Regions from separate parts of the Homo sapiens genome. Here region 1 is linked to region 2. Evidence: chromatin loops called from intact Hi-C (ENCODE). Cell type or tissue: ascending aorta. All regions are shown on one strand.

The links. Hi-C counts contacts between places; a loop is a spot of excess contacts. Peaks named below come from ENCODE experiments on the same cell type or tissue, not always from the same donor. Only the 100,000 strongest peaks of a DNase experiment are listed, where the experiment ranks them.
Region 1: a loop joins it to region 2, with 2.9 times the contacts of the local background. A loop is called at or near these places in 7 of 110 quality-filtered maps.

What each region holds. Positions count from the first base shown.
Region 1 is chr3:33,370,018-33,375,017 of GRCh38, forward strand. It overlaps FBXL2 (F-box and leucine rich repeat protein 2), which reads left to right. Exons shown (of 15, transcript NM_012157.5): 6 at 3,075-3,143; 7 at 3,243-3,338; 8 at 3,561-3,687; 9 at 3,830-3,904. Among named protein-coding and RNA genes, the nearest start is that of UBP1, 68 kb to the right of the region's middle. In ascending aorta, a CTCF peak has its summit at 3,028 (motif pointing left); DNase peaks (open chromatin) are centred at 2,808 and 3,013; H3K4me3 peaks cover 392 bases; H3K27ac peaks cover 902 bases.
Region 2 is chr3:33,215,819-33,220,818 of GRCh38, forward strand. It overlaps SUSD5 (sushi domain containing 5), which reads right to left and starts at 2,992. Exons shown (of 5, transcript NM_015551.2): 1 at 2,868-2,992. The coding sequence starts at 2,979. In ascending aorta, no CTCF peak of the experiment used is centred here; DNase peaks (open chromatin) are centred at 3,073 and 3,293; H3K4me3 peaks cover 4,103 bases; H3K27ac peaks cover 3,488 bases.

The DNA.
Region 1 (5,000 bases), 150 kb after region 2:
CTGCATAAAGAAGTTTTTTTACATTTCTTTTACTGCAAGTCTGATTAATTCTTCCAGCTCTTCTATGTCTAAAAAAATCTGTTTTTTCCTCCACTTAAAAAAAATATTTTTGCTGGGCCAGGTGCAGTGGCTCACGCCTGTAATCCCAGCACTTTGGGAGGCTGAGGCGGGCGGATCATGAGGTCAGGAGATCGAGACCATCCTGGCTAACACAGTGAAATCCCGTCTCTACTAAAAATACAAAAAAAAAATTAGCCGGGCGTGATGGCGGGCACCTGTAGTCCAAGCCACTTGGGAGGCTGAGGCAGGAGAATGGCGTGAACCCGGGAGGCGGAGCTTGCAGTGAGCCGAGATTGCACCACTGCACTCCAGCCTGGGTGACAGAGCGAGACTCCGTCTCAAAAAAAAAAAAAAATTGCTGAGTCTAGAATTCTGTAGTGACTATTTTTTGTTTTTTGTATTTTAAGGATGGTGCTCCTCTGTTTTCTTGCTTTTTCATTACCAGTGATAAATCTGCTGTCACCCTTATGTTTTATTCTCTGTACATAACATGGCTTTGTTTTCTGGCTGTTTTTAGGGTTTTCCTATCACTGGTTTCTCTCTCTCTCTCTTCCTCTCTCTGGAGTCTCACTCTGTCACCCAGGGTGGAGTGCAGTGGCACCACCTTGGCTCACTGTAACCTCCACCTCCTGAGCTCAAGTGATCCTCCCACCTCAGCCTCCCAAGTGGCTGGGACTACAGGCACACACTACCACGCATGGCTAATCTGTCACTGGTTTTGATCAATTTGGTTATTATATGCCTTGGTGTGTTTTTCTTCATGTTTCTTGCACTTGTGGTTCTTTGAGTTCCTTGGGTCTATGGGTTTATTGTTTTCATAAAGTTTGGGGAAAATTTTGGCAATTATTTCTTCAGTATTTTTTCCTTCTTCCTCTGTCTCTCTTATTTAGTGATTCCAATCGCATGTATATTAGGTTGCTTGAAGTTGTCCTACAGTTCGTTCATGCTCTGTTCTATTTCTGTTTCTGTGTTTCGTTTTTGATAGTTGCTATTGCTATGTCTTCAAGTTCACTAATCTTTTCTTCTGCCATATCTAATCTGTTGTTAATCTCATCCAGTAAAGTTTTATATCAGCCATTGTGGTTTTCATTTTTTTTTTTTTTTTGAGATGGAGTCTCGCTCTGTGGCCCAGGCTAGAGTGTAGTGGTGTGATCAAGGGTCACTGCAACCTCCACCTCCCGGGTTCAAGTGATTCTCCTGCCTCAGCCTCCCAAGCAGCTGGAACTACAGGCATGTGCCACCATACCAGCTAATTTTTTTTTTTTTTTTTTTTAGTAGAGACAGGGTTTCACCATGTTGGCCAGGCTGATCTTGAACTTCTGACCTCAAGTGATCTGCTTGCCTCAGCTTCCCAAAGTGCTGGGATTACAGGTGTGAGCCACTGCATCTGGCCGGTTTTCATATCTAAAAGTTTAACTTGGATCTCTTATTTTTCCATGTGTCTACATAACATGTTTAATTGTTAGCTTCATAGAAATATATTCTAGGCAATAACATTATAACTTTTAATACCTTTGTTGTTTATGCTATTTGTGTCAGTTTAGAGTAGGTTTTGGTGGATTACCTTTTCTCTTTATTGTGGATATATTTTCCTCCTTCTATGAAAACATGATAATTTTTTGTTCAATGCCAGACATTTTGAATTTTACTTTGTTGGGTGCAGATATTTTTGTATTCCTATAAATACTCAGGTTTTGTTCTGGGATACAGTTGACTTAATTGGGAATAGTTCCTGTTAGGTCTTGTTTTTAAGATTTGTTAGGTTGTACCAAAGCAGTGTTTAGGGCTAATTATGCGCCACTCCTAAAGGAAGACTATTCTCAATACTCTACCCAATGCCCCAAGAATTGTGGCATTTTTCACTCTTGGTTGGTAGAAATGGGCACTATTCCTTGCCCTCGGTGAGCTCTGGCTACTGTTTCCTTTAATGCTTTTTGTTCATTCTGATTCCCTGGCCTTGGGCTTTGGGTAGTTTCATCACATGCATACATTGATCAGTGTGGTACTGAATTCTTTTTGTTGTTGTTGTTGTTTTGGAGATAGAGTCTCACTGTGTTGCCTAGGCTGGTCTCAAACTCTTGGGCTCAAGGGATCCTCCTGCTTTGGTCTCCCAAAGTGCTGGGATTACAGGCATGAGCCACCATGCCTGGCCTGTACTTAATTCTTGAGGGGCACCCTCCACAGATCTCTGGAGTTCTCTTTGTGACGTTCTCTCTACTCCAATGCTCTTGCCAGATAACTCCAGCTGCCTTGGTCTTCCTAGAATTTCAGCCCCATTTCTTCATCTCAGACAGTCCCATCAGGCTTGGTTCCCCCTACCGGTACCAGGGCAGGTTGGAAGGAGCAAATCTCAAAGCTGTATTTCAGAATGATGGAGACGACCTGAGCTAGTCCTTGCTGAATATGTTAAGCAGTGAGTGGTGAATAGGGCGTTTTAATGTGCTGCTTCTGGCCTTGCTACCAACCCACAGATCAATGAGGAAGTTCCTCTTCATGACTGAATGTCCTCACCAGTAAAATGAGTGGGTCTTGATACTGATTAACTGCTAGACGTCTTCTATCAATCGCCAGAAATGGTTTCTCTGGAAAGGCTCTAGGGTAAGCAAGTGACAGCATGGCACAGTACTAGAAGATTTGCCCCCTTGGTTCAAATTGATTTTTTTGTAGAGCGGAGGGAGCAGGGAGCTAGGCCTCTATTCTCATGATTCGGTGATGACTCACCAAGCTGTGGGTAAAGGAGAACTGATTGATAGGTAGTCTAGGACTCTGCTTCTCAAAACGTGGTCCCTAGACTAGCAGCACTGGCATCACCTGGGAGTTTCTTTGAACTGCAGACTGTCGAGCCCCATTCTAGATCTATCATCAGAATCTGCACTGTGACAAGAACCCTAGCTGATTGTTACGCGCTTTAATTAAGTTTGAGGGAGCGCTGTTCTAAGCGTGAATGGTTTCATATGCCCTCTAGTGGCTGTCCAGCAACTTGCAGGGAGCTTTAAAATGTTTTCTCATTTTAGGACCTTTGCACAGAACTGCCGAAACATTGAACATTTGAACCTCAATGGATGCACAAAAATCACTGACAGGTAAGTAATGAAGATTAATTGGTGACCAAATAGCCACGGGGAGAGAGAAGGGAGAGAAACGTGGTTGAAAATATCTTTAGTGCGTCTGCTCTTTTTCAGCACGTGTTATAGCCTTAGCAGATTCTGTTCCAAGCTGAAACATCTGGATCTGACCTCCTGTGTGTCTATTACAAACAGCTCCTTGAAGGGGATCAGGTAAGAGTGCCCATTGTTTGTGTCAAGAGAAATACCCAAAGCTATGAACATTCTGGAAACCTTCTTAATGGTCACGTTGGATCCAGCAAGAAATAGGTGACTCCAAGAGGTCCCAGGCATGGTCTCCCCTTCGGAATTTCTTGTGATGTACTAAACTCAGAGTTGGTCATTAACTCTCTACAGGAGAGACTGCACATAAGTTTTTGTTTCTTGTTCTCTCAGTGAGGGCTGCCGAAACCTGGAGTACCTGAACCTCTCTTGGTGTGATCAGATCACGAAGGATGGCATCGAGGCACTGGTGCGAGGTTGTCGAGGCCTGAAAGCCCTGCTCCTGAGGGGCTGCACACAGGTACCAGAGGGTTGATACAGCTGTTTGTGTTATGTGTCAGGTGTGGGCACATCATCCAGAAAGCTGCTTTTGCATTTTTCTTGGTGTCCCACTGTTCCCTCACCTGGATTCCAGCTGTCTTTTGTTTTCTCTGTCCACTCAGTTAGAAGATGAAGCTCTGAAACACATTCAGAATTACTGCCATGAGCTTGTGAGCCTCAACTTGCAGTCCTGCTCAGTAAGTAGCGTGCCTTTCCTGAACACTGTTTGCTCTATCTTGTCTCCCAAAGCAGTCTGCCTCAGGCCTCCCTGCAGCCCCCTAGGCACCTGAGATGGGCTGTGTTGCCACACCCTGATTTCCATCCTGTGTCCTTATATAACCTACCAATTTGTCACAAGCTGGAACAACAACAACAACAAAAAGGAATCATACTCAATATAAAGCCACTGACATCTCCCCTAAAAATAATACAGACTAGGTCTTGATTTTGTTGAATAGAGTATTAGGGACGCTATTGAGGAATGCAGTGAATTGGTCACTAAATAGTTTTAAGACATGAAGTGTCTTTTTTTTTAACTTATAAATTAAGGATGATGACTCCTCTCACGTTGTTTCAGTGGATAAAATGAAATAACACATGCAAAAATGCTTTAAAGAATAAAACGCATAGGCAAGAGCAAGGTGGCATTTTCATCAGGACATTAGCCTATGAAAAACTATTGGTCCTTCTCCACTGCCATTGTAAATGTTGATAATTGAAGAGGATGCTTGCTACATCCTACCAGGTTTTCAAGGGGAACATAGATTTTGAGAAAGGTAAGGGAAAACCCTTGCATTCAGCTTTAAATGAATATATTATAAATCTTTAGAGTCCCTAGTGGTGGGGAAAAAAACCAGAAACTATCTTATGGACAAACGTTGACCATATGGGCCAGGACTACTCAAAAATAGGACCTTGACTTACGTGTAGCATAGCAGTGGCTGATGGCTTGAAGTATAATATAGATGTGCGTGTTTATTTCTATATGAAGTAGTCTGTTTAAGTGAACATATTATTTTGAATCTTCATGGCCAAATTCATAGAATTTAAGGTATTTATCAATAATTTTGTGATTTATTTAATTTTCCTATTGTCTAAAACATTTGATGAAATATAAATATATGTGTATATTGTAAATATCTAAAGCATTAATCTGCAGAAATCCAATCAAATATTAATGTCAGTTAAACTAGGAAAGCCTCAAAAGTTCTTTAATCAGATTTTTAAATTATGAGTTTATAAATTTTATGAAAAAATCTATATTTTGATGACTAGTGAGGGAGAAATGGAATT
Region 2 (5,000 bases):
AAACTTATGGAGAAACTAAAGTAGTTTAAGAGAAATTTATAGCCTCAGATCTCACATTATTAATACCAAAAAAGTATGGTTGAGAATCAATGATCTAAGTTTCTAGCTCAAAAAACAAACACAAAAGTCCCACAAAATCAAATCTTCTAACGTAGAAGGAGGAAATAATACAGATAGAGCAGAAATCAGTAAAACGGAAAGCAGACACACAATCAAGAAAATAAAGCCAAAAGTTGCTTTTTTCAAATGAATAATAAAACGGATAAACCCCTACTAAGACTGATCAAGACAAAAAAAGAGAAAACACAAAGTACCAATATCAAGAATGAAAGGGAACATCACTACAGATCCCGTGGACCCTGAAATGATAATTAGAGATTATTACATTGTATATGCCACATTAGACAATCTAAATGAAGTGGGGGAAAAACTTTAAAAAATAAAACTTAGCAACATTGACACAAAATTAATTTTAAAATCTGAATACTTCTTTATCTACCAAACAAATTAAATTCATTATTTAAAATCTTCCTACAAGAAAACCTTCAGACACAGATGATCTCACACCAAAACAAACAAACAAAAGCCCTCACCCGCAGAAACCCTTTCAGAGTTAAAGAAGGAGCAACTTTACAATTTGGTTTAGGAACCATCATACGTTTGATATCAACACTTGGCAAAGATATTATAAAAAATGAAAATTACAGGCTAATATGTTTCATAAACATAGATTCAATAATCCCAAACCAGCTTCCCTCACTCCAGGCTCAGTTCTAGGTCTTCTTGCTGTAAAATTTTTCCTTAGGATTCTGCCCACGCACATGATTTCAAAGACCATCCTTATACAGATGACACGTTTTTAGAAATAGTTTCTCTCCAAATCTATCTCTTCAAACATCTGTAATTCATCATACTTAAGCTGAGCATTTCTTCTTCTTCCTCCCGTCACCATAGCACACAAATAACTAAATGTAGGAACTGGTGGCAGCTAAGAATTTAGTACCAAAAAGAATCCTTTGATAATATAGCTTATAACTCTTCCTGGTTCTAGTATAAAAGTTGGAGCTCATAAAATTGAGTTTACTATAAGGAAGTATACCTATAATTGTCCACTGAGGAAGTGGGGAAAGAAAAGGAAGGAGAATGAAGAAAAGGAATCATTTCTGGCAAGCAGTAACAAAGAATCATGTGCTCTGGTGTTGTCCTTACTTTCTCTTTGACCAGTGACATTTCTGCCTTTAATTTTCTATGACCCGTATCAAGCTAGACAGGCACAAAATATTGATCCTTATCCACATGGCATTCCACTTAAACAGTTATAATGGGATGAAACTCTAAAACCTTATGGATTGCAAAAATATTTATTTAAAAGGAATTAAAGTTGGCACAATATATCTTGTTCAAAGATTAATATTAGCTCCAATTTATTCTACTTGCATTCTTTAAAATCAGCTTAATTTTCATGGCTCAATGTCAGTCAAAAAACACTACAGTGAAGAATTATCAGTAAACTGCTAATAGGTATGGGATTCTTTTGAGGAGTGATGGAAATGTTCTGGAATTAGATGCATGCAAACCATGGTTTTCACAACCTAATGAATATACTAAAACCCACTTAACTGTATATTTTAAAATGACAAATTTTATGTGAAATACATGTCAATTAAAAAAATTAGCAGTGGTTACTAACAGCCTTCAAAGTTAAAAATGTTTTGTCTCTAACACTCTCTCTGAGGATATGGAGAAATACGACATTCATCCTTAATTAGGAACGGAGAGCTTTTCAAGCCTGCACTTAAAACAGAGAGCACTAAAAACTCTACGACCTAGACGGTTTTTTCCTTGGCTTTCCCCTTTTCCTGACAACCATGCTTTTTTTTTTTTTCCCCATGTCTTCTAGTTTCACTCAATATCGTTGGCTAAACAAGAATCACATTTTAAAATATACAACGCATCCTAAATTGACGGAGGGCTTTTCTCTTTTATCAGTCTAATTCGTCCTAAGCTAGAACTACCTCATGGGTGTGAGAACTGCTGGCTTTAAGCTTGCTTCCTTCAGATGCTCCTGTACCAAGTCAGCGGGATTTTGTTCTAATATGAAAACACAGCTGAATTAGCTTTTCAAAAGGGAATGGATACAGAGCTCCAATCCTGCTCATTTTAGGGCAAGTATTACAAGCTAAATTCAGGCTGAAAAACCAAGCAAACGAACAAGAAGTGGATCAATTCTCAGAGAACCTGCCATAATCTGGCCCTTGCCCACTTCTCTACCTCATGTCTCAAGACGTCCCCTCGCCTCCAGGTACTTTGCTTTATCATTTGTCCCGTTTTTCCTGTCACTCAGAGACAGCCTTTGCACGTGCTTTTCCCTCTGGCCAGGCCATTCTCTCTCTCTTAGCCTCGCTGATTCCCACTCATCTTTCACGTCTTCCCGGACCAAGCCAAAATATCCGAGGGAGTTTTCTAACCATCGGCGGTGTCCTCAGGGGCACATTAATAGACGTTGAGAAACTGAGGGACGGCGGAAAATCACCCCTTAGCAGAGGAGGTTCTAGGGCACCTTAGAGGTGATTTCATTCGAGCTTTCTTGGAGACCTTAGGAAAGCCAGCGGCGGGACTGCGGGACCTACGCGCTCGGCGCTAAGGGAGGGTCCAGGCACCAGGCGGGCGTTTGGGCGCACGGGCACGCGGAGACTTGGTGGGCCAGGAGAGGGATGCTGGGTCGCAGGACCGCGGCTCGTTCGTTCCTCTCAGGCTTGCGCTTGCCGCTTGCCGGGCCGGTCAGAGGGAGCAGCCCCGGCGAGCTACGCCCTCCCTGCCCGGACCCCACGCTCCACCCCCCGCCCCGCCGCCTCCCGCACACTCACCATCCGCCCGCACCGAAAGGCGCGGCAGACCGAGCAGGAGCAGCGCCGCCGCCCAGAGCCCGGGGAGGCGTCTGTGCCAACGGGCAGGCGGGCTGGGTCCCTCGGCAGTCATGGTCCGGGAGTGCGCGGGCCAGCGGACTCGGGTGAGGGCTCTGGCTGCGTTTGGGGTTGCCCAGGCCACTGCCCAGCGTGCGCCACTCGGCTCTGCGCTCTGCGCTCGGCTCACGAATCGCAGGCTTCGCGCCGGGCGCGCCGAGAGGGAGGAGCGCGGAGAGCCGGGGGAGGCTCGGGACGCAGAGCCGGAGCGCCTGGGCCGCCGAACTCCCGGGGGTCTTCTCTGTGGCGCCGAGGAGGCGGCTGTAACCCGGCTCCGCCTTCGCGCTGGGCACCTGGAAACCTCGGTGCCAAAAGGGGCTGCGCTGGGCCGCGCGCTCTGCGGGTACAGCGGGGCGGAGGGCGAGGGCGCAGGGAGGCGGGGAGAGTAGCTAGCCGGCCGCAAGGAGCCCCCGCCCGTCTGGGGGACCCTTGGCGAGAGGGTGACGCAGTCTGACAGGCGGAGCCCCTCCGGCAGGGCCGTTAGACAACGAGTGTCTAACTCTGTCCTCGGCCTCTACTTTTCAACTGGCCTCCTCCCCCTCCCCACCAACACTCTTTTTTTTTTTTTTTTTTAATGAAGAGAGGAAAATCTAAGTTACCTACCACCCTCACTCTAAGGTGTGAAACGCATGGAATAGCGAAATTCCTCTTTCCTAAAAGCGAAGTTTGAGAGTCACTGAGGAAAGGATATCTTCAGGAACGCTTCCTTCACCACTTTTCCTGGTACGCTAGTATTTCTCAAGGAGCAGTAAGAGGGCTAGTGAGATTGTCACCATTATCACCCACCTCCCAAATCAGGGCTTTTTGACCTCGAAAGGGTCTGAGATTCGGACTCTGTCGGTCTGGTCTGGGAATCTACACTCTAAGTTAAAGTGTCCCAATGGATTCTGCTGCAGGGGTCCCTGTTTGACTTGATTCCTTCTTCCTGCTCGCCCCTAGCCTGTCTCCCTACCACCAGCCCTGTTCAGTGAAAGAAGAACTTGCTTTCTTCATAGGTAGAGTAATAAAGATCAGTATTGTTATAACTGAGGCATGCGCGGTGCTCTACAATTTGCAAATCCCTTTTATATTGATGTATGGGTCAACAAACATCTATTGAGTGCCCATACATGCCTGTCCCTGTGCTAGACCCTGAATGTGGCTGCAATCGGTCCTAAAAATGTTCACACTTAAATAAAATATACTTACAATTGAAAAAGTGATTGGTGCTAAAGGGGCAGATGATTATCCTCATTTAATGAACCAGGACACAGACATTGAAATAATTTACTTTCTTTTCACAGTAAGAACTTGGATTTGAATCCACATCTGATTTACTACAGGTGTCATTTTTCAGCTTGCATTAATTGTTGAAATGTACTGAAAAGATTTCTTCTCTCCTTATTACTTCCCATCAACTACAAGGGCTACTATTAATGAGTAATTATTTTGGATAATTAAACTTTGCTTTCAAAATACAAATACTGGCCGGACACGGTTGCCCAGGCCTGTAATCCAAGCACTTTGGGAGGCGGAGGCCGACCAATCACCTGAGATCAGGAGTTGGAGACCAGCCTGGCCAACATGGTGAAATTTCCATCTTTACAAAAATACAAAAATTAGCCGGGCGTGGTAGCTGTTAATGCAGTGAGGTGTTAAATGCAGTGAGGCCTGACAAGTATAAATGAATTTACTTAGCTCCTTCCCTTTTTTTTTTTTTTTTTTTTTTTTTTGAGATAGAGTCTCGCTCTGTTGCCAGGCTGGAGTACCGTGGAGCGATCTTGACTCACTGTAACCTCAGCCTCCCAGGTTCAAGCGATTCTCCTGCCTCAGCCTCCCGAGTAGTTGGGACTACAGGCGTGCACCACCACGCCCAGCTAATTTTTGTATTTTTAGTAGAGACGGGGTTTCACCATGTTGGCCAGATGGTCTCGATCTCTTAACCTCGTGATCCGCCGGCCTCGGCCTCCCAAAGTGCTGGGATTACAGGCATGAGCCACCACACCCGGCCAGCTCCTTCCCTTTTAACAGTTAGCTGGTAACCTAAGGAGTGAGACT